4 separate regions of the Homo sapiens genome follow, and all the other regions are linked to region 2. Evidence: chromatin loops called from intact Hi-C (ENCODE). Cell type or tissue: A673. All regions are shown on one strand. Each heading gives the region's core, and the rest is flanking DNA. Links, peaks and the distances in the headings are about the cores only.

Region 1 (6,022 bases), core at 634-5,633, 110 kb after region 2:
TTTCTCCACAGCCTCGCCAGCATCTGTTGTTTCCTGACTTTTTAATGATCACCATTCTAACTGGCATGAGATGGTATCTCATTGTGGTTTTGATTTACATTTCTGTAATGTCCAGTGATGATGAGGTTTTTTCATATGTTTGTTGGCTGCATAAATGCCTGCTTTTGAGAAGTGTCTGTTCATATATGATTTCCATTTTTTGCATTTGCTGAGGAGTGTTTTACTTCCAATTGTGTGGTTGATTTTAGAATACATGCTATGTGGTGAATGTATATTCTATTGATTTGGGGTGAAGAGTTCTGTAAATGTCTATTAGGTCTGCTTGGTCCAGAGTAGAGTTCAAGTCCTGATTATCCTTGTTAATTTTCTGTCTCATTGGTCTAATATACATAGTGGTGCGTTAAAGTCTCCCATTATTATTGTGTGGGAGTCTAAGTCTCTTTGTAGGTCTCTAAGAACTTGTTTATATGAATCTGGGTGCTCCGGTACTGGGTGCATATATATTTAGGATAGTTAGCTCTTCTTATTGCATTGATCTCGTTACCATTATGTAATGTTCTTCTTTGTCTTTTTTGATCTTTGTTTGTTTAAAGTCTGTTTTATCAGAGACCAGGATTGCAACCCCTGCTTTTTTTTTTTCTTTCCATTTACTTGGTATATATTCCTCCATACCTTTATTTTGAGCCTATGTGTGTCTTTGCACATGAGATGGGTCTTCTGAATCCAGCATACCTATGGGTCTTGACTGTATCCAATTTGCCAGTATGTGCCTTTTAATTGGGACATTTAGTCCATTTATGTTTAAGGTTAATAATGTTATGTGTGAATTTGATCCTGTCATCATGATGCTAGCTGGTTATTTTGCAACTGGGTACCTCAGTTGGAAATGCAGAAATCACCTCCCTCTGTATTGGTCTCACTGGGACCTGCAGACCAGAGCTATTCCTATTTGGCCATCTTGACCCCTCCCCAGAATGGCTATTATTGAAAAGTCAAAAAAACAAGTGTTGGCATGGATGAGGAGAAAGGGGGCTGCTTATACAATGTTGATGGGAATGTAAATTAGTACAATCTTTATAGAAAACAGTATGAAGGTTTCTCAAAGAACTAAAAACAGAACTCCTATTCCATTCAGCAAGCCCACTACTGGTTATCTACCCAAAAGAAAATAAATCATTACATCAAACAGACACTTGTATTTGTATCTTCATTGTAACATTGTTCACAATGACCAAGTCATGGAACCAACCTACGTGTTCATCAAGAGTCAACTGGATAAAGATAATGTGATAAATATACACCATGGAATACTATGCAGCCATAAAAAATAAAATCATGCCCTTTGCAGCAACATGGATTAAGCCAGAGGCCATTGAGTGAACTGACTCAGAACCAGAAAACCAAATACCGTATGTTCTCACCTATAAGTGGAAGCTAAACAATGGATATACAGGAACATAAAATGGAAATAATAGAAACTGGTGACTCTAAAAGGGAGGACTCTGGAAGAGGGGCAACAGTTGAAAAATTATCTATCAGGTATAATGTTCACTATATGGGTGATGGGTATATCAGAAGCTCAATCCCCTCCTGCATGCAATATACCCATGTAACAGACAAGCACTTGTACCTCCTTAATGTCAAATTAAGAATTAAATAAATTAAGAAAAGGAAGTAAAAGGCAAACATGCTATAGAGTGGGAAAAGATATCTCAAATACATAAAATGCTAAAAGCATTTTAGAATTTCTAAAAAGTAAATTTCAAATTATTAACTTAAAAATAGGTAAAAATTCAAGACATATAAGCAAAGACTTGAAAAGAAGTCTTCACTTTCAGAAAGAAGGATATCAAAATGAACAATAAACATTTGAAAAGACTCTCAATATTATTAGTCATCAGAAAAATGCAAATTAAAATCATGACATACCACTATATATCCACCATGGCTAAAATTAAAAAGAATTTCAATATCAAATGTTGGTGAAATTTTGGAGTAAATGAAACTCTTCCACATTAATTACAGAAGTGTGATTTGATACAAACATTTTAAAAAACTTTGGCAGTATCTACTAAAATTAGATATACTAGATATATCTCTAATTCCATTCTTGAATGCATTCCCAACCAAAATAAGCACTACATCCAATGAAAGCCATAGCCAAGAATATTTATAGTATTTTTATGTACCATATCCACAAATCATAAAGAACTCAATTTTCATCACCAATAGAATGAGGAAATAAACTGTGGAATCTTCACACAATAGAACACCACAAAATAACGTAAAACAACAAAGTTCTGATACATGCAACAAAAACAAAGATAACCCTCAATGCTATAATAATAACAAAAAGAAGTAAAGCAAAACTAATTTTAATATTTTGGTGACAGATTTCAAGATAAAGGGTTCCCTCATGTGCAGAAGGATGAGAAAAAAGGATACAGGGTTGATCAAATCACCTAGGAAGTCAGAGTAGATAGAAAAGATGAGGATCTTAAAAATAATCTTGACAAAGAACAGTCAATGGAGTAAGAGACAAAAATAGAAGCACTTGTTTATGTAAGACAAATGCTAAAAAAATTCCATAAAGGATCAACCCTATCAAATGCTACTTGGAGCATAAAATGTCCGTGGTAAAAATTAAACACTAGACTGAAGGACTTCAGCAAGATGGTGGAAAAGGAAGCTCCTGATGTTTCCTCCTCCCATCAATTCACTAATAACTTACACACTGATCAAGTTCCTCTGAGAGAAATCCAGAAGCTAGTTTCACACAGAGGGCAAATGAGAAAATATCCACATTAAATTGAGTAGAAAAATCTGAGACATACTTGTACCACAAACCCCACCCCAAGCACAGCACCTTACCATCAGAAGGGAACTCCCAATTCACAACTTCTCACTAAGGAGTGAAGGGTTTAGACCTTACACATAGTACTCGAACTTTTACAGTTGCCAGCTGAGAAATCAGCTTCTAAGTCACTTAGCTTTGGGAGTAAACAGGGCTCAGAATTCATGAGTGTTATAGCACCACAATGAACAGAGGCAGTTTTAATGATCACTTTCATCAGCTATCCCCTCCAGGTTCCATGCAGCGTGAGCAAGCAAAAATGTCCATCTCCCAGCTTCTCACTTGAAGAGGTCTTACTGTATACTTTCCTAGCTCCTGCCTAAAGGTCAGGCATCTAATTAGCCTGCATCTGGGAACTGAAGGAAAAATGAATAGAAATCCTCCAGAGGTTTGAATGGGCATGTGTGCACTTCTCATGCCTTCTCCTCTCAGCTTGCTTGCTCTAGCAACAAAGCTGTATCTCCAGCTCTCTCTGGAAGGAGTTTGTCCACACCTCAAGTATCCTAACTTTTACAGCTCCCAATCAAGGGACTAGCTCCAAAGTCACCTCCCCCTGGGAGCTAAAAGGGATCAGCATTTGTAACTTCTCAGAACCACAGCCAAAAAAAAAGAGGCCATTTTAAATGAGTGCACACTTCTAGCATCTGTTTCTCACAATTCAAGACAGAGTTAGAAAACACAAATGATAAGCTTTGAGTTGCTTTCTGGAAGAAGTTTGACAGCACACCTAATGTCTCGACTATCCCAACTGTTGCCTGTGGGCCAGGCTTTTAATTAGGCTGTATCTGGGAGCTGATGAAGCAATCCATAGTCCTCTTGGAGCCTGAAATGGCATCTCACAGCTCCTCCTGCTGGAATGCTCCAGTGATAGAACTAAGCTTCCAGCTAAGCCACCTGTCTCTAAGAGTGGGTGGAACTTGGTATCCACTGGAGTGACAAAGAGCAAAGCAATGGATTGAAAGAGTGTGCTGTCTGAACAAGAGTACAGACATTTGCCACAGATACTCTGTCCAGTTTAGTGCAGAGCAAGTGAGAGATAAACTCTAGCTTCCACTGTTTCCTTGAAGAGAAGGGAAACTAGACCTCACATCTAGAACCCAAAATTTTTCATTTTCTTGAAGGACTGGCTTCTATCTCACCTATTTCAAGACACTATTGAGACTTGGCACACCCTAATCTCCTGCGATCCACTAAGAACAAAAGCAGTGATTTTTGACAGGTACGAAGATTTGAGAGGTACCCAGTATTTCTAGCTAGGCTAGCTGATGAAGTTTAACTCCCACATGAGGCCAATCTGACCAGGTGGCTATCTTATCTAATGTACAAAAATCAACACAAAGTCTAAAGGAAAGTGAAGTAACAGGAAAAATATATTCCAAACACAAAAGCAAGATAAATCTCCATAATCTAATAAAGTGGAAATAATTGATTTATCCAACAGATAATTTAACATAATGGTCATAAAGATGCTCATCAAGGTCAGGACAGCAATGCGTGAACAAACTAGGAATTTCACCAAAGAGATATAAAATATTCTTTAAAATACCAAGCAGAATTTATAGAGCTGTAGAATACAACAACTGAGCTAAAAAATTCAACAGGGAGATTCAACAACAGAATAGATCAAGTGACGGAAAGGATCAGGAAACCCAAAAAAAGGTCATCTGAAATTAGCCAGTCAGTGAAACAAAAGAGAAAAAATAATTTAAAAGCACGAAGATAGCTTAAGTAACAATGAGATGCCATCAAGCAGACCAATATACACATTATGAATATTCCAGAAGAAGAGAGAGAGAGAGAAACAAGTAGAAAACATATTCAAAGAAATGTTTAAAAATGTCCCAAACCTGGGGAAGGAAGTAAACAGCCAGATGCAGAAATCCCAAACAACACCAAATGAGATAAATACAAAACGATCCAAAGACAAAGAAATTTTGAGAGCAGCACTAGAAAAACAGCTTGTTACATGAAGGGAGCCTCTGTCAGACTATCAGTGGATTTTTCAGCAAAAAGATAGGAAGACCTCAAGTTAACAACCTAAGATCACACCTCAAGGAACTAGAAAAATAAAAACAAACAAAACCCAAAGCTAGCAGAAGAAATGAAATTACAAAGATCAGAACGGAACGAAATAACATTAAGACCAAAAATAAATAAATGAAAAGTTCGTTTTTTGAAAAGATAAACAAAGTTGATAGATCACTCACTAGAATAACCAAGAAAAAAGATTTAAATAATCACAATAAGAAATAATAAAGGTGATATTACAAATGATACCACAGAAATACAAGATTATCAGAGACTACTATAGACAGCTCTACAGACGCAAACCAGAAAACTTAGAAGAAATGAATAAATTCTTGGAAACATAAAACCACCCAAGATTGAACCGGGAAGACATAGAAATTCTGAACACACCAGTAATGAGTAGTAAAATAGAATCACTCCTTTAAAAATCTCCCCCACACACACAAAAGCAAGCCCAGGACAAGATGGATTCACAGAATTGTATCAGATATACAAAGAAGAATTGATATGAATCCTACTGAAACTATTCCAAAAAAGCAAAGATGAGGGAATCCTTCCTAACTCTTTCTGTGAACTCAGTATCATCCTGACACCAACTCCAAGCAAGGACACACGAAATAAAGAAAACTACAGGCGAATATCCTTGACGAACATAGATACAAAAATCTTCAACAAAATACTGGCTAGCCAAATCCAATAGTCCATCAAAAAGATAGTACACCATGATCAAGTGGGCTTTATTCCAGGAATGCAAAGATAATTCATTATATGCAAATCAATCAGTGCAATTGATCACATTACAGAACTAAAAACAAAACAATATGATCATCCCAATCGACGCAAAAAAGGCATTCAGAAAAATTCAATATCCCTTCATGATAAAAAAAACTCTCACAATATAGGCATTAAAGAAACATATCTAAAAATAAAAGCCAGAACAGACAAACCCACAGACAATATTATACTGAATAGAGAAAAGTTGAAAGCATTCCCTGTAAAAACTAGAACAAGACATGCATGCCCACTCTCACCAATCCTATTCAACGTATTGCTGGAAGTCCTAGCCAGAGCAATTAGGCAAGACAACAAAATAAAAGGCATCCAAAATAGAATAGAGACAGTCAAATTATTTCTATTCAC
Region 2 (6,022 bases), core at 462-5,461:
TTAACACAATATAAAATGTCAGCCTTCAAAGAGCTACAGGTCAAAAAGGGGCATAGGTTAAATGAGATTAGAAAATCTGTTGGGTTAAAGAGGGGAAAAAAAAGCAAGTCTGTGTGAACCAAAACTCTCCTGAAACTTAATCCCTTATAACATTTGCATAAAACGCATGACTTGTAGAGCACTTGTATTTATCCCATTTTGATTCTCATAAAGACTTGTGAGGTAAGCCTTGGCTACACCTATATTCTTCCCTCTCTCAATCCGGTTTTTATTAGCATCTGAGGAAAATTGTGGTACAAAGAGATTGATGGTTTTGCCAAAATGGTGTACTATTAGTGGCTGAAGCAGGACTCTAGATTATAAATGGTGATCAATGTGTCAGAGACATTTGAACCAGAGAAAATTCATCTTAAATAAGGGCTGGGTAAAATGAGGCTGAAACTTACTGGACTGCATTCCCGGGAGGTTAGGCATTTGAAGTCATAGGATGGATAGGAGGTTGGCCCAAGATACAGGTCATAAATACCTTGCTGATAAAACAGGTTGCAGTAAAGAAGACAGCCAAAACCCAGCAAAACCAAGATGGTAACAAGAGTGACCTCTCGTCACCCTCACTGTTCTTTCTATGCTAATTATAATGCATTAGGATGCTAAAAGACACTTCCACCAGCACCAAAACAGTTTACAGATGCCATGGCAACATCAAGAAGTTACCCTATAGAGTGTAAAAGGGGAAGAAGCCCTCAGTTCCAGGAACTGCCCACACCTTTCCTGGATAACTCATGAATAATCCACCCCTTGTTTAACATATAATCAAGAAGTAAAAATAAGTATCCTTAGTCGGGCAGCTCAAGCTGCTGCTCTGTCTATGCACTAGCCATTCTTTATTCCTTTACTTTCTTAACAAGCTTGCTTTCACTTTACTCTGTGGATTTGCCCCAAATTCTTTCTTATGTGAGATCCAAGAACCCTTTCCTGGAGTCTGGATCGAACCCCTTTCCAGTAACAAATGCTCTTAACATGAGTCAAATACTTCTCAAGACACTGCTATAAAACCAAACGTATGGCACCCTCTAAATATAGCGCCCCCCCCCACCCCGCCCCCACCACCACCACTGTCCCTTTCCTAATAATTTACTGTTTAAAAGAGGTCTGATTTATACAGGAATGGCAGTGGTTCTCTGGCCCTTTCACTTGGAAATTCCTAGAAGTGGGGAGAAAAACAACCTTCTTAGGTATTTGATAAAATGTTATGTTCATGTCTAGACATTTCTAGAAGTTCATGCAACAAGGTCGTGATTCTAGAGTAGAAATCATAGCAATGAGAGAGGACAGAACTTTTATGTTGGTGAGATTAAAACTCTTTTTACAGATCTAGCTCCCAGACAAAGAATGTCCTTCCCTCCTCCTGTGACTTCCCTTCTTATGCTGACAGTGCAGCAGTAGCACAAAAGACTGCTGGGAACCAACAGCACCCAAATAAAGAAACTTTTCATTCGTAAGATGAGGGCATTTGAAGGGTATATAGCCTTCAGGGACTTTATGCAACTACATCAACCACTGAAATGTTTACATGGATGCTTTTTAGTAATGTCTAAGAACTAGGTTGCCAGCCTTTATTTCTGGTTGGAATTGATTTTCATTGCTGATGAAATCTTGAAGTTCACCATTTAACAAAAGTTAACACTGTTAGGAAATTCCTCTGCAACAAAAAATAAGACTTCCCATAACAATGGGAAGGTAGTATTTTAAGGAAGGATGCATGCGATCTTTCTGAGCCTACTAAACCCTTGAACCACTGTTTTCACTGCAGCGGGGATTCAGTTGTAGCCATGGTGAGCAAATAATCAACAGCTAACATTCTACCACGAACACATTCATGTCCCAGATGCAGCTCTAATGCAAGTTCTCTGATGTTAGGTCATTTATCTTCACCAGGTAACAAGAACACAACTAGTAAGTGGCAGAGCCAGAACTCAAATCCAGGCAGTGTTTCTCCAAAGACCATGCTTTCTAATTCTGACTCATGTCTTTCCTCAGCTAGACTTTCATAGTACCCCTTTCTCTCTCTGAAAGTTTTGTTGAGATTGTAGAAGGCTAAAGGAGGTGAGGAAAAATATAGAAGACCTAGCAACAACAATCTTCCATGGATGATTTCAGCCTATTTTTGTAATACACACCAAAGACTGGGAAAACAGTGAGAAATTGAACCGATGACCTGGAAAACCAGCTCAGGTTAGGAAATGTCAAGTCAGTAGGACTTGCTGAAGGGATGGAGATGAAAGCAAATAAGATTCTCCCACACCCCCTTTTATTTTTGCTTTATAAAATGAAAAGAAGGAAATGAGGATGATCTTCATTTTTTTGTAATAAGCCATGCTTTGTTATATGTCCTGCAAGGCAAATTCATATATACATCCTCCCCATTGTCTGTGCAAAAACTGCACTCCTTATAGAAAGGAAATAAGTAGCAAGTAACTCTGAGACTGCAGCTAGTATTCGGCAAAAATATTTGTAACACAAGTACATCAAAGTCACTAATTCATATTTCACTGTGCTATGAACCTGAAAATTCTCATAAAAATAGCATTTCCTGAAGTGCCACCAGGATATATTGACTGTTAAAAGTGGCACTTCCTGATTGTCTACTGACGCCCAAGTAAAGTATTTATTATGCTGTTACATTCAAGTCTTTTTTTTTATTTTCATGGTGTAATGAAAATGCATTTGTCTACAGTAGCAGCCTTGATTCTTTCCCATTATATTTGTTCATATAATCACTAATCTGCCAAATTTAATAGTTTACTAGTCACTACAAAAACGTCTTCTGACTTTAAGTTGGAATAGGAATAAATCAGTTATATATGCTTCAGGAAAATAAATAGATATATGTGCAAATTTCAGGAAGGATTTTGTGATGTTTACACATTTTGCAATTTGGTCTGAGAACTTGCTATTTTCAGTATAATGGGATTTGAAATACAAATAGCTAAGTTTTATTGACCATTCTCCATGCGCCAGGCACTGTGCTAAGTATTTTGTATGTATTAACTCATTTAATCCACGTATTAGCCCTATACAGTCAGTACTATTGATTCTACCATTTTACAGAAGCATACCGAAGGTTACTCAGTGAGTAAGTGGTACATCTCAGATTTAAACTCAAGCAGTCTGGCTGTAAAGTGGGATTTTTCCACCTCAGCACTATAAACATTTTAGACCAGATAATTTTTATTGTGGGAGGCTGTTTTGTACAGTGTAGGCTGTTTATCAGTGTACGTGGCCTCTCCCTCTAGTTGCCAGTAGCACCACTTCTACCATTCTTCCTTCCAGTTGTGACAACAAAAAATGCCTTCAGGCATTGCCAATTTCCCCTGAGGGATTAAAATGCCCCTTGGATGAGAACCACTGCTCTAGAATACACATTCTCAAAGCAGGCAATATTGCCCTCAAGAGGACAAAATTTGGATCTAGGGGGTACAAAAAAATTCTACTCTTTAATTTATGGAGCGCAGATACATAAGCAGCACATAAACAGATATACAATATATTTGTAGCAATAAAATTTCATTTAAAAAAGTGTCTGAAATGCTCCTTAGGAAGAAAATAATGAATAAAAGGTTGAGAAACACTGGGGTAGAACTTGTACTCTTGATCTCTATGCTATACCGCACAGTAACAGGCCAGATTTGTAAGTCTGAACTCTAGAATGAAACCTAATTTGAATACTCCCTGAAAATGATCAAGGAGATACTCTCTCTGACTTCCTCCTAGAATGAGACCATTACCTTCACCTTCCTGAGGTTTCACCATCATCATTTCAGGCTTATGGATTGGAAAACTTGGTACCTGTGAGGTTTGGGTTCAACAAAACACTTCTATTTTTCAAACATTTTCATTCCAGCTAAAACTGCAAAACCATATTAGCGAAAAGCAATTTTTCTTAAACTTTTTAATCCTGAGTGTATTTCAAACGAAATTTATCCATATATAGTTCTCATTCATTTACTCTTAATTCATCAAGATGGTGTTTTGTAAAAAGCAGTTAACAACGAAGGAGCTGTATGTGTGTTTTGTTTTGTTTTGTTTTTTAACTTGAACCAGGAAGTTGGGCTTTGCTAGGGCTAAATAGATTTAAAACCCTTTAACTTTTTCAATACTTAGCTAAATGTAATTGTCTCTCTTTACTAATCATTAATTTGAAGGCTACTTTTTTGATGTAAAATGTTTTATGGTAGAAAAAGTAACAGAGTGAACAAATGCACTTCATTACAAGAAAAACTAAAAACTGGAACATAAGAACAAGAATGTGGCCAGAGAATTGTATGTTTGCAGAATACACTGCTTCTGTAATCTAATTTGTTATAGGTTGTACTTAGTAATATAAGAATTACATATCTCTTTAAGAAGGTAGGGTTATAATTGTCAAATATTTCTCTGTTTGAAATAATGCTGTGTATTTATAGGAGACTTGCTAGAAATTCCTTCCACTTCTTCCTCCATCCCTACCCACCTCCCTACAATCTTTTAACTTTGTGGCCCCCTTTTGTCTCTTTGAACATAGCTAAAATCATTGCTAAAATAAACAGTGGGTTTCATTAGGACTAAATGTATATGAAAGAAACAGAATAAAAATCTAGCACGCATCTTTAAAAGGTGCTTTACAATTGTGTGTTCAATTATATGTTGAACATATCCATCCAAAGGTAAATGCTAAACTTTTAGACATGTTATATTAAAAAGCAAAGCAATCAAATGGTTTGGAAAAAGTTCTACAAAATTCTGAATAACCAAACTCTCAACTCTTTTATGAAGAGAAAAAAATAAACTGTTTCCATATGAAAGAAGATGATATCATTTACTTTTAGTATTTCCCACACGAATCTAGCTTTTGTGTGTTATGCAAATGCATTAAAAATAGGCAAAAACAATGAATTCAAGAAATAAGTCAATATACTGAAGATACTTAAATGCAACAGAAAGGTGTAGAACTGTGCCAGCAAAAGATTGGTTTAGAGACAGTTCCAAATCATTTTTTTATATACACAATTCTACATCCACAAATAAGTACAGTGTCCTATTGAATCCATATATCTATGAGATGGCCCAGAAATCTACATTTTACAAGCTTCCCATCCAAGGTATATGCATAGTGTATCTGAGACCCATTGATTTAGATAATGGTAATAACTGATTGTTGGACTAACGCAAAGGATTAGATTATCAAGTAAGACTTATGTGAGGCAGAGATCTTACCCATTGTCAAGACTTAATAAATTATTACAAGAATATAGGCACTTTTTAAAATCTTAAAGGGACCAGAGAGAGGTCTGGGATATTGAGAGGGGCTCCCAGGTCCTTCTTACCCACATTAGACATGCCCATCTGGTTCAGAATAGATGAGGTCTCTAAGTGAGGTCCAGGGTTTCCTCATACAGCGGGAGCATTTCAACTACAAAACATCTCTACCTCCAGAGAGCTGTAGAGACCACGTGAAATTCCCCAAGAGCCATGTTTGGCTTCTACTTACTCTTAGTAATCCTTATCCAGGGACATTTTGCTAAGGACATTTCAGAGACAAGGTTTCATTCTCCTAGAACATATTATTATTTACCCAGAGTCCCATTGAAAAGGACTGGAGGCATCCCCTGGTATAAGTCAGTGGATCACAGGCTGGCTGTTTTAACTCCTTCCTCACAAATATAAATGTAATGAGTATGCTACAGACCTGTGATATTCTATGTTGAGTGCTTTCTCAGGCTCCTGGGCTTGGACCTTCTCTATCCTTTCTACCTTAGTTTCCAAACCAACACTCACCCAAATCTTTGTTGAACTAAAACTTATGATATAACTGAGCTCCTCCTCTGATATTATTTATAATATTTTGTCATGGGTTAATTTTTCTCATGTGAAGGCTAATTCACTGTGATCAATGACTGCTTTTATTTATCGATATGACATCTAAGTTGATAGAAACAGAAATGCATAAGAATGAAATGAATCACCAATTTAAGATTTGAGG
Region 3 (6,022 bases), core at 320-5,319, 540 kb before region 2:
CAGACTTCCTTGATGAGATAACCTGAGCTCTTTTCCAGTTATCGTAAACATCAATGCCTTTAAGACACCTTCCAAATATCGCCAGATCTGTAAAGATGGTCTCACTGCCTCACAGCCAGAATGTATTAGTCTCTTCATCTTACCTTCATAGCACATTGATTATAATTCTACCATAGTATATATCATATTCCACTGTAATCTTTTTATGAGTATCTCCCTTAGGGAACATCATTCCTCAAGATCAGAAACTATACCCGTACCTATCCGTATAACTTTTCTGTAGCAACTTGCAGTAGTGGAAACATCTAAATGTTCAATAGGTATGTTTTAATTGCTATTATAAGAATAAACCACCTTGGTTTTAGTCATGTCTGAACTTTTAATTTTTTTTAGTTTTTGAGACTTTTCTAGAGAGTAAATTCAGGTTCACAAGAAAATTGAGAAGGCAGGATGATATCCTATATACCCTCTGCCACTATGTATACATAGCCACCCTCACAACTTTTTTGAAATATAAATTATATCAACCTCCAGTAAAATATTTACTACAGTTAGTTCTCAACCTTATTATCATTTTTTCTCAACCACATCACTCACAAACTTGGTTTTTTGTCTTAGAATAAATGTTGTGCTGTTTTCCCCAGCTTCCAGGATGCTTAGCTGCTTTAGTTCTCCAATGGGACTAATCATTTTCAACAATTTCACTGCATGCTTTACCCCCTGTGTCTTTTCTTCATCTTGATTCACCTTAACAGAGTTCATCCCCCAGTGAGCTTGCCACTTTGCCCCTTGTCTTTCAAGCACCTGGCACATGATGTGTTTGGGGGACATTTACTGGAGGTGTTTTAAGTGGAAGGAAGCAAGCTTTTTGGGGGCCTTTATGGTCTGCCCCAAACCCCATTTAGAGAGCAGAGTAAATTTTCATACAACACTGTGTCAGTGAGACTGGGACACGAAAGTGGGGGCTTAAGTAAGGGGAATTCAGAGAGGAACTTTAAAAAGTGACGGAATGAAGCCAAGTATACTTAGCAAAGTTGTTCTGAGGCTTCTCACTCTTGAAGATTTTTTTTTGACCTGGAGGGGAGCACCTGGCTGTAGGACCTCTTGCTTAGTTTCTTTACCCTCACTAAAAATAATTTCACACTCCACCTACCAAGTTTTAAGACAGGAAATGGGGATTGCTTTAAAGGAGCTAATAAAATATGATGCCCCAGAAGTCTCCATTGGAGTTTTTTCCCAGCAGACATGTGCAAAAATAAATGTCATTAACTTCCATCTGGATGCATATTGAACAATTTCACTGCATCAAACCAAACAGGTAGTTCTGTCATAGGACAACATATAGCACAAATAATGTAATGTTTCATGAATTTTACAGGGATACAGTGAAGTGACTTTATTACTAAATGGGCATTTAAAACATTAATAATTTTATTCATGAGAATCTATATTTTTAATAAATGAAGTTTTATAAGTATGAAATAGCTCATGTTCATAGAAATAAGCTCAAAAATAAGTGAATTTTACCAAAGGAAAGTATAATTTCTTTGTGGTATTAAATAAGAGAAGCACTTGCTTTTTCCATTGTGTAAAGCTCTTTAAAGTTGGGCTAACCCATTATAGACAACAAAGTAGATAGTCCATCCAAGTTCAGCAAAATAATCATATTTGAAGCTAAAGTTCTCCATAAAGGAACATCTCTAAATTAGAATAACTGGCTTGATGATTAACACTAAATCATTAATTTAGAAATAAGACTGATATTTAATCCTGTACAATCATCAAATCTTTAAAGAAAATGTAAATATTCCCCAAGAGGTGAGAGGCAGTGGATTCATGATAAATGCACTGTGGAAACTCTGGGCTTTGTTTATATACTTGCTTGATACTGTTCTTCAAAGTCTAAAAAGAAAATCTTGAAAGAATATTCAAACTTCTCAACAGTTCTGACCCCAATAATTTATCATCTAAAATATTAGAAGAAATAAGTCCCTGAATGCTCTCGGGAAAGTAAATCTTCTCTGAGTTGGCAGCAGGATTTCAATCTCAATCAAACTGGGTCTCCTAAGTCTTGATTTATGAGAAGTAGACAAATTTTTCTTTAAAAAAAAAACAGAAAACTTATAAGGTTCACATACAACCTAAATGAATTCTGTGGTGTTTGTATGCTAGAGATAACAGAGAAGTAAATTATACAATGATCTTATACTTTTTTATTATTCTAAATGAAATTTTTATTAATTAGTAAAACATTTCATAAGCATTCAGTTTTTAGATGTGGATTTCTAAGAGTTTTTCTATGTAAATATAATTTACTTATTTTTAAATTCCAACTCTTCCTTTCTCTAAGACCAAGTTATTAATGTTTTAAATAATTTAAATAATTAGTTTGACTAAATTTATCCTCTGAGGAAAAAAAATGAATTTGTGAAGACTGGATTTTCAGTCTTGGACACTTTTTCATCCAAAATATAGATTTCCTTTCTAAATGAATGCTGAATTAAAAGCAAACTTTAAAAAACTATGTTTTTATCAATTTATTTTTATATTTTATTATTAGGTAACATGGAATAGTAATTCATGGGAACAATCTATTTTCTCTGGGATAATTTTGTTATACTGAAATATTTTTAAATAGATGTGTTTGAATGCCTTTTATCACCTTGTTGCAGAAAACAGAATCACCACCAGGTTGCACTAAAACATTTACAATGGCTTGATTCTGATGGGGGTGGGTGGGTTTCTAAATGCTGCAACCTACATGTGCATGTCAATAAACCATACAGTACTGTCATACCTGCTTTCATTACAGGTTTTCAGGAGTATGCTGATATTTTATATTACTGAGGTTGCCTACACTTACTTAAGAAAAGTACTTATAGAATAAATCAATTATATTCTTCCTGGGGAAAATATTTTTTTTTTCTATACTGTGTTTCATACAATCTTCCCAAAGTGGACCAGCCTGGTATCGTTACTTACTCTTTATTGAAATCCATTCGTAGCTCACTGACGACAGCAGGCAGTCCTGGGAAGTGAGTGCCTTTTTAGAGTCAGATATTCCACTTGTAGATTTCTTACTCTAATTTTTTCAGCCATATACCTTTCTTCATTTCACACAACACTAGCAAGCAAAATCTATCTATCTATCTATCTATCTATCTATCTATCTATCTATCTATTTTTTATATATATGTATATGTAGATTATATATTTTTTCTGTATTTTATATATATATATATATAGAAAAAAAGCTACAGTTTGGGTCATATTTTTCTTTGACCCAAATCCAAACAGTGTTACAAAGGCTTTATGTATCTTGAGACATATAAAAATACATTCCCTGAAGTTCATTTATGTAATGTACTTTAGGCTATGTGGAAGACTCAATAAAGAGTCTTCTCTGCCAAAATATTTAGTTAGCAGTATCTTAGTTAGATGACAGATTAAGTTCATGTAAATTTAGATACTCCAACATCTTCTCTGGATACATTTTGAAATGAAAGAATTCACTAAATAACAAAATATAGTGGTAAACTAGACATATTTAATAAAAATACTATAAGAAATATATATTTTAGAAAAATGTGTATGCACAAATCTGTGTTTATAATTTAAAAATTAGAAACAGTTATGATAACTCATAGTAACAATATTTCCTTACTAGAAGCCATTTCTGTCTTCCTGCTAGTTGTGGTCTTGTTTTTGTACATTATTTTCCTTGGGCCCCAAGCTTATCTCTGCTGGACTCTTCATCTTTAGAGGTTATGCCTCTCACAATGCTGGCTTTAAGGTCCTCTCTGAATCACTCAAAAGCTGGGGTTTGCAAAACTCAAATATCTTCAGAGGTTAGGAAAATAACAAAAACAAATGAAAAAACTTGATAAAATATTAAGTGGTGGCAGCTTCAAAAACATAGAAAATATATACTTTACTGAAAAGTACTCAAATTCAATTATTTTAAAAACATGGTTCTGGCCTGACAAAACACAGCAGCCTGAACGTTGGCCACCTCAACACTATATTTTACCAGTCCTATTTCCATTGTATAAAACTGTTGCTGTTGGTCTGCTGGGTTACTTTTCTCTTTATCTGCCTCTGTTGCTTGCATTTGTATACTGTAAGTTCCATGTTGGGAGGAGGAAGAGCAGGAAGAAGAGTAGGAAAAAGAGGAAGAGGAGGAGGAAGAAGAAAATGAAGAGGGAAGAGACAGGATCTCCCTTTTCACTCCAGGGAAATAATGACTCTTTTGCTCATTTATATTTACCACTTGAGACATCACCTTAGTCTGTATTGGGCTCAGTTTCCCTATACAACATTTTCCAAGATTTCTGTTTAACTTTGACATTTGCTTATATCCATTCCTCTTACTGTGCGGCTCCCCGCCTCTAAGAGTAATTACTCAGGAGATCTAAAACTGTCTCTTAAGGCAAAGCTTCCCAACCATATGAAGGAGGCCCTTGTATACTTTGACATTGATCCTCATATCCCTCACCTTGTTCTGAAGCCACGGGAACCTTGAGGTTACCTGCAGGGATAAAGAAGGCTCGCACAAGAATTAGATCTTCTCCTGCATCCTCTTTACTCTGCTGTGTCTTTTTGTTGAGACAGAGTCTCTCCCTCTGTCACCCAGGCTGGAATGCAGTGTCATGGTCCCTGCTCACGGCAGCCTCAACCTCCTGGACTCAAGAGACCCTCCCACCTCAGCTTCCTGAATAGCTGGGACTACAGGCACATGCCACCACATCTGTCTATTTTAATTTCTTTATTTTAAGTAGAGATGGGGTCTCCCTATGTGGCCCAGGTTGGTCTTGAACTCCTGGGCTCAAGTGACCCTCCTGCTTCAGCCTCTCAAAGTGCTGAGATTGCACGTGTGAGCCACCATGCCTGGCTCCAGTATGTCTTCTAACTACTTCATTTACTCAGAGCTCTTGAGGTGAACAAGTTTGGAAAGTACTACCTTATGAGAAAATATGGCCCCTTAACCACATGGTCAGTTATCATTTTGGTCAAGTGTTTGTCATCTGCAAAACATCTTCACAGGATTGATTAATCTGTCCTTATGACCTGTATTGACTTCAGACTCACTATCACATATCTGTGGCATCTTTGATTTATAGATCCCAAGAAGGCAGACTCTTATTTTATAGAGCATATAGCCTATCTACTTTGTGTGCTAAGAAGGACCAGGGGGAGAAAGAGGACTGTCACCAGGAGGAATGTGTCCCAGAGAGGCAAATCGTCTTTTCTTATTTCCCCTAGCTTTCTTCCTTTCTTCACAGCTTCATGGGAAAAGGCAAAACATCCTTGATTTTTATACAAACCCTTTCTCTCCTTTTCAAACTGCTGCTGTCCCAGGAGAGGTAAATTCTTTTTATTAATTATAAGTACTTTAAATTTTCCTTCATGTACTATTTGTGACTAGCGGTTTGAACCAACTGGTTTTGCAGCTTGGGGTTTGGACCTTTCATTGCTTTTGTGTTTGTAACTCTTCTGCCCATTAATTTAGGGTTTTCTTTCCTGTCCTGATGCTTTGCCTGTTCTCCTTACTCAGCTAATTTTCTGCTGCCTCACTTGACTACACGCATTAACATCTTACAGTTTAAATATCCAACTTTCTACTTCTTTTGTGCTTAATCCTGACTCTGACATTCAACTATTCCCTGGTCTTGTTGAATTGCCTCCTTTCAGCCTATTCTGACCCTTTCTTACTAAATGATCTTGTACTACTTTCTGGTTTCCCAGTCTCAACATCTGCCTCAAACTTTACTCCAGTTCCTCCAAAAATTATTCCTGGAGCATTTAAACGAGTACGGAGAACTGTACTCTCACCCATGTGGTTTTTTTCCAAGAAAATAAATTTTACTCAAAGGTAAAACATCAGATCTTGTTTTCTTCTGATTTCTGGCCAGTCCTCTCCCATTTCAAGTGCTAGGAACAAGGACGTGCCTGACTCCTGCTCATCTTCTTCTCTCTCACAGGGAGCTCTCAGGGCAGAGGAACTTCTTCCTCCAGCCTTTGT
Region 4 (6,022 bases), core at 747-5,746, 87 kb before region 2:
CAGAGTATTGGCACACTATGTCTACTCCACAAGCATGACTAGATCTTTTCATTCTCATATGTTTTCATGAAGTAAGCATGTCTTTTTGTCTTTCTAATTTACTTCCTATAGCTTTATGCTCATTTCTTACAGCCAGTGACATTATATTTATCAAATATCTTAATTAAATTTAACAATGGTCCCTGTGACTTATTATGGGGGAAGTAGAATACAATTAAAATTATCAAGTTAAAAGTAAAATAAGAGATCACATTAAATTCCCCCATTTTATACTCTCTGGGCTACAGATGCCAGTAGCTATACGTTTTGCTAAAACTCAGAGAGATTTAAACAATTTGTCTGGGGTTTGAGATCTAGTTACTAGAAAATTAAAAATCTGGTTACTATGGACATTTTTCTTCACTCATTTAATTAGGTATAAGTCCTGGTAATTGACCTCTCAATTGATCCCCCTTGCCTCCCTGTCTTGCTCTATTCCACTGTCCCCACCCCTACGGGCACTTTTGCCTACATGAGAACCTTAGGCTGTCAATGTCTTTCTCCTAGCTACTACTAGCCATGTTCATCTATCCTTCTGCCAACTTTAATCTTTAGACAGCTGTAAACATAACATTCTCTTGTTCAGAGTTTTTTAGGACTTTTCATTACTGCCTGGATGTCAATCTCCACTGCCCATCATTTAAAGCCTTCCCCAATCCAATTCTGCACACATATTTCTAAATTTCAGACTACAATTTCTACACATAGTAGAAAAACAAAATTCTTTTCATTGAAAGAAGGAAAAGGAAATGAATTAATCATTGAAAGTCTACTAGGTGCTTGTCTTAGTTGATTTGGGTTACTATATAACAAATTATCAAGGACAGAGTGACTTAAACAACAGAAATTTATTTCTCATGGTCCTAGAGTCTGAGGAGTCCAAGATCCAGAGTCTGGGGAGGGCTGGCATCCTGGTTTCTAGATGATTGACTTCTCATTGTATACCCACATAGTCAAAAGAAAACTCATTTCTCTTTTCGTAGGGGCACTAATCCCATTCATGAGGGCTTCACCCTCATGACCTAATTACCTCCCAAAGTCCCCACCTCCTAAACCATCACATTGGCAGTTAGGGCTTCAACATGTGAATTAGGGGACACAAACATTCAGTTCACGATAGTACTAGACCAATTTATGCACATTTTCGTATTTATTTCTTCCCAGAAATCTATGAAATAGATATTATTATTACCATTTCACAAACGAGGAAACTGGGGCTCAGAGACTCTATGAAACATGTGAAAGTTTATAAAAATGATGAGTAATAGAGAAGTGATTCAGGTCTTTCTGCCCCTCAAACATCTGTTCTTTCTACTATTCAGCATTCCTGTCTTTTAATTTGGGAAATAAAATTTTTTGTTCCAGCCTAAACAATTATCAGCACCAGTTGATAGACAGGGACCATTTAGAAAAAGAACTAAAAGTTCCCATGCAGCCTCTAAAATTATGCCAAATATTTGGCCCAACACCTGCCACTATTGGGAACAATAGCTCAGAAATTCCAGACTTGACTAGGGAAGTTTCTCCAGGATGCTGAGAGGATCCACTTCACTCAGGAATATTACCATTTTTATGTTTCAATCTGACATTTCAGTATCCAAGGATAGGTGCCTCATTGATCCCACTTTTATCACTAGAAGTTCACAGCTCAGAGTGGGAAAGGACCTTATTTAACTCCTCAACAAATGAAGCTGATGGAATTCAATGAGGTAAAGTGACTTTCCTAAAGTCATACAGCTAAGAAGGGGCAAACATAAGACCAGGAAGGTCCATTATATCAGTGTATGTAGAAATTCTCTATTATTATCTATTAATATGAGACATTCTTGAAACAGAAAATAAAACAACCATCAATTGAATTTTAAAATTTTAATCATTCTTTCAATATTTAAAAGTTTAAGGGGTAAAAATGCTGTATTGATGAAGATCAAGGGCTGTAATATTGAAAAACTTCAATTAGACATGTTTGGGATATCTTGAGTCTTACCTGAACAGAATCTTGAAGGAAAACAAGACATGAATAGGGAAAACAAAAACAAAACAAAACAAAAATTCTATGATCCCAAATGTCATTCCATTGTCCATGGTGGCAACGTTAATTATGACCCTCTTTTACTGCCTAATGTGACTTCTGAATTCTCAACACAGCACTCCAGGCAACCACCAGTAAGAGAAGTGACTTGACATGCAAAATGAAATCTATTTTCAGAATTGAGCTACCAGCAAGAGCAAACAGATCAAAAAGACATCAACATGGTCAAATGTGGGCCATTCAAGGGACAGTAAGTCAATTAGACTGCCTGAGTATAGTTCACAAATAGCACAGTGTGAAATTAACATAAGGGAGGCCTTGACAAAAAGTTTAATTGAATTCTCTCCTTTAATAATGTCTTTGCCATATTTCAAGTCATCTTTCCTAAAATATTGTAAAATATTTTTGAAAATGTTTGAATTCCTGAGCCATTAGCCTTTTTTCTCTTGGTGAAGATTTAGTTTCATCTTTCCCTCTACTTGTTGAATGTGGCAGTTCTAACCATTAGAACATGTGCTGAGTGATTTGGGCGGCTCTTCGAATCACTTACAAATTGAAGCACTCAAACAAGTTTACATCAGTTTATTCTTCAGTGTCTGCACATGCCCAGATGTCTGAACACAAGAGAAGAACTCTTTAAAAAAAAAAAAAAGAGTATTTTCAGCAGCCTCAAATTTCTATGCATTATACATTCCTGGAACCCTGATAACGTCCAAATTGAAGCACTCTGGGAAGTTTAGAGAGCTTGTATAATTTTAAATTGTCCTATACATGGCTCAGACCTCATGTACTTCACAAATTGAAGAACCTTTCAATTTTGAACATTTCAATAATTTTAAATCAAGGCATGCGCATCTAGATTTAATTTTTACTTGCATTTTAACTTACGTCACATAGACCAACTGAAAAATAAATCATTATTCTGATATATTTCTAGAAACTCACTTCCATTTTCAAAGAGATTTTTAGTGTGTTTCTCTTTGCTGTTTGTGATTAAATCAACATAGCAAAAGCATCACAGGCTGAAGAGGTATGTTTACTACACTTGACTATGTTTGCTGCACTTGAATTTGAAAATGCCAATACAACAATGTGCCTTACTCTAAAAAATTAAAGCCGTGTTACCATTAAGGCTGACATTTGGCTACTACACTGAGTATCACAACTAGTAAGATTTGACTACAAAAGAAAACTTAGCTCTTTTCTTAAAATAAGCTAGCTATGATAACGAGAGCTAGACAGTGGGAAAATTTGAGCTTGTGAGGCCCTAAAGAGTTTTTATTTTCAAAGGTACAAATTATTGAATTTAGAATAAGAAGGAACCTCTGTGGCTACTCAAGTCTGCAGAGTTATATTACATGACTGAATGAATGAATAAAAGCTCTGTACATTATAATTTGGAATGCACTGAATTAGCAAACCTCCCACACCCCCAACCCCCCAAAAAGTAAAGATGTTTAAAGTAAAAGCAAAAGAGTCTGCCATCAGATCTCACAGAATAACTCCGTGGGAATTCCCCACATGAAAGATTACAGGATATGACCTAAGGATATATCACCCTACACAGTCATAAATTAAATTTACTGTAAGAACCACACAAACAGAGAAAAAAAGAATCACAGAGCCGTACAATAAAAGCCAGCCTAAAATTAAGGGTATTGATCATTTGCCTAAGAAGTGAGAGCACAAAACCATAGAGTGATTAATGGTATTATTATTAGAGGAGCTCACCCAACCTCCTATGTTCCCAACAGAAAATTGATACTGTTTTAAATGTTTTGCCACTGTAATTTTTTAATATGTCAGCCAAATGTTTTATCTAATTGCTAAAACACAATCAGGAATAATTTTTAATTCAGTGTTAAGTATTCATTTGAAATAAATGATTGCTTATGTTTCATGTGCAGTGGAAGGAAAACCCACAATTCATCTAATTCTGAATTTTTCTGGTTGCTTTTCTCTTACATAAAATTTCTAGACAATATAGTCGCATTTTCCCTAAGTAAACATGAGTAAATCAAGCCCAGAGCCCATTCTCCAAACTGAGAAGATTGGAAAATGTAATTTCCCACCCTGAGCTCTCAGATGAATAGCCACGAGTACTTCTTAGCAGCTGGGACAAGGAGAAAAAAAAGATACATGGAAAGTATACCTCTGTTTTTAAATAAAAGTAAAGACTTGATTTTAAGTAGAGGTTAGGGTCAGGCCAGGTCAGACATTTGATTCCCTGGGTCAGGCCTCTTCAGTCTGTGACCTACCAAGAGAGGCATCATGTTCTAACTCTTCTCTGACAAAAGCAGCAAAAACAAGGCATTTTAATACAATCTGGACTAATTAGGCTTCCAAGTTAGAATAAAAGAACATTTTTTTTAAAAAAGACATAGAGCCTTTCTTATTTTATGGCAACTAAAAAGAGTATTGTGATCAAATAATGGCATATGTGAAAAGTGGCAAGAGGCAAATTATCCTGTTTTCCAAATTTCAGGAAAATCATTTTTCCAAACTAATAGGATTACCCATCACAAAGAATGTTTGAAACTGCTATTTTATATGGCAACAAATCCAACCATAGAAAAAAGAAAACAGAATGAACAGCCTCAAGAAAGAAACATAATGGAAAAGGCTCATGGGGGCTTGTATTTGGCCTATTATTTACAAGCGAAAAATTCCTTTGTTAGCTGTGAACAGACTTTATGGCAAAACCCCATAGACCAGTCTCAGACCAAGCAAAATCCCTTATAATTGCCAAAATTTGATTTATGTAAACTTAGGAGATCCTGGTCTCTGCCTCACTATTTGCAGGAAAAATGTTTCTGTGAACATGATGAATAGAAATTATGCATAATTGATTAGCGAATGAAAATTCCAGCGTAAGACGTAAGATGCATGCATCCTCATTTTGAAATTTGAGAATTTCATGCTGTGGAATTTCTTTTGTGCCTTTGAGGCATTTTTAACATATATGATTTCAAGAAATATTTTTTCTTATTACAATGGAATTACTATTATGCTAACTCTTTAATTTTTAGTAAAGGAAATTAGTCATATTATCACTGAATAAAATAATAAAAACATTTTAGAAAATACTCGAAACTACTGAAGGAATAACTTACATCCTACCATACATAAGCTTCTTTACATACAATGTCACTGCAATATTTTAAAGAAGTATCAAGAAGAAATTTAAAAGTTTATTTTTCTGGTTTTATTATTCCTTTTCATATGTAAGCTCTGGGTACATTATGAAAAGAAATTGGTTATTTTATTCCTTCTTTTGCCTGAGCTGGGCTACCATTGTTGCTAAACCTCTCAAAAAAAGTAAAACTTTATTCACTATGTGATCGTCTCCAACAAAAATTTTGGCATGGAGGGTCAACTTGTCATATTTCCTCTTCACATGGTTCAATTAAAAATACAGAAAGAGCCCACAATTCAATGAGATAATATGGACCCAAATTTTTTTCACACAGTACAGAATTGTTTATAAATATAGTTGATACAACATAGAAAGCAGACAGTGTAGTAATGATGCCTTTTCTGTAAAATGCATGCTTATTCTTGCATTTATATGTTGGGCATGGACAAGGATGTGTAAGTGGCTGCAGCAATTAAAAAAAAGTAGGAATAAAAAAAGAATACAAAAGAAAAGACAAAAAAAAAAAACACAAATATATATTTTTTTCCAGTGCTTGGTTAGTGGCAGTTTCTGTAACATCTGATAATTCTCTTGAGTCAATTGGTTATTTGGTTTTTTTTTTAACCTTATGGGGGTCATATTATTCTCTTAAGCACAGCATTAGGGAATTCCCCCCCCCCCGACAAAAAATGATAGGTTAAAGGAACATTTGGAAGACAAAAAGATAGGTCTGTGAAGGAGTGAACACTTATAAGAATCAAATGGAGAAATCAAAGTTGAATCCAAAAATTTCATGAATAGAAGATTGACATTAA

What was found. Peaks named below come from ENCODE experiments on the same cell type or tissue, not always from the same donor. Only the 100,000 strongest peaks of a DNase experiment are listed, where the experiment ranks them.
Region 1: a loop joins it to region 2, with 4 times the contacts of the local background. A loop is called at or near these places in 2 of 110 quality-filtered maps.
Region 3: a loop joins it to region 2, with 14 times the contacts of the local background. A loop is called at or near these places in 2 of 110 quality-filtered maps.
Region 4: a loop joins it to region 2, with 5 times the contacts of the local background. A loop is called at or near these places in 2 of 110 quality-filtered maps.

What each region holds. Positions count from the first base shown.
Region 1 is chr1:199,418,715-199,424,736 of GRCh38, forward strand. No RefSeq gene overlaps it. Among named protein-coding and RNA genes, the nearest start is that of LINC02789, 270 kb to the left of the region's middle. In A673, for the core only: a CTCF peak has its summit at 3,708 (motif pointing left); a DNase peak (open chromatin) is centred at 3,697; H3K27ac peaks cover 1,319 bases.
Region 2 is chr1:199,310,229-199,316,250 of GRCh38, forward strand. All of the region lies in intron 3 of LINC02789 (long intergenic non-protein coding RNA 2789), which reads left to right. Among named protein-coding and RNA genes, the nearest start is that of LINC02789, 160 kb to the left of the region's middle. In A673, for the core only: a CTCF peak has its summit at 3,468 (motif pointing left); DNase peaks (open chromatin) are centred at 1,443, 2,583, 2,993, 3,363 and 1 weaker place; H3K27ac peaks cover 4,364 bases.
Region 3 is chr1:198,769,065-198,775,086 of GRCh38, forward strand. No RefSeq gene overlaps it. Among named protein-coding and RNA genes, the nearest start is that of MIR181B1, 87 kb to the right of the region's middle. In A673, for the core only: a CTCF peak has its summit at 2,685 (motif pointing right); a DNase peak (open chromatin) is centred at 2,717; H3K4me3 peaks cover 292 bases; H3K27ac peaks cover 4,797 bases.
Region 4 is chr1:199,222,791-199,228,812 of GRCh38, forward strand. All of the region lies in intron 3 of LINC02789 (long intergenic non-protein coding RNA 2789), which reads left to right. Among named protein-coding and RNA genes, the nearest start is that of LINC02789, 77 kb to the left of the region's middle. In A673, for the core only: no CTCF peak of the experiment used is centred there; DNase peaks (open chromatin) are centred at 3,571 and 4,841; H3K4me3 peaks cover 499 bases; H3K27ac peaks cover 2,844 bases.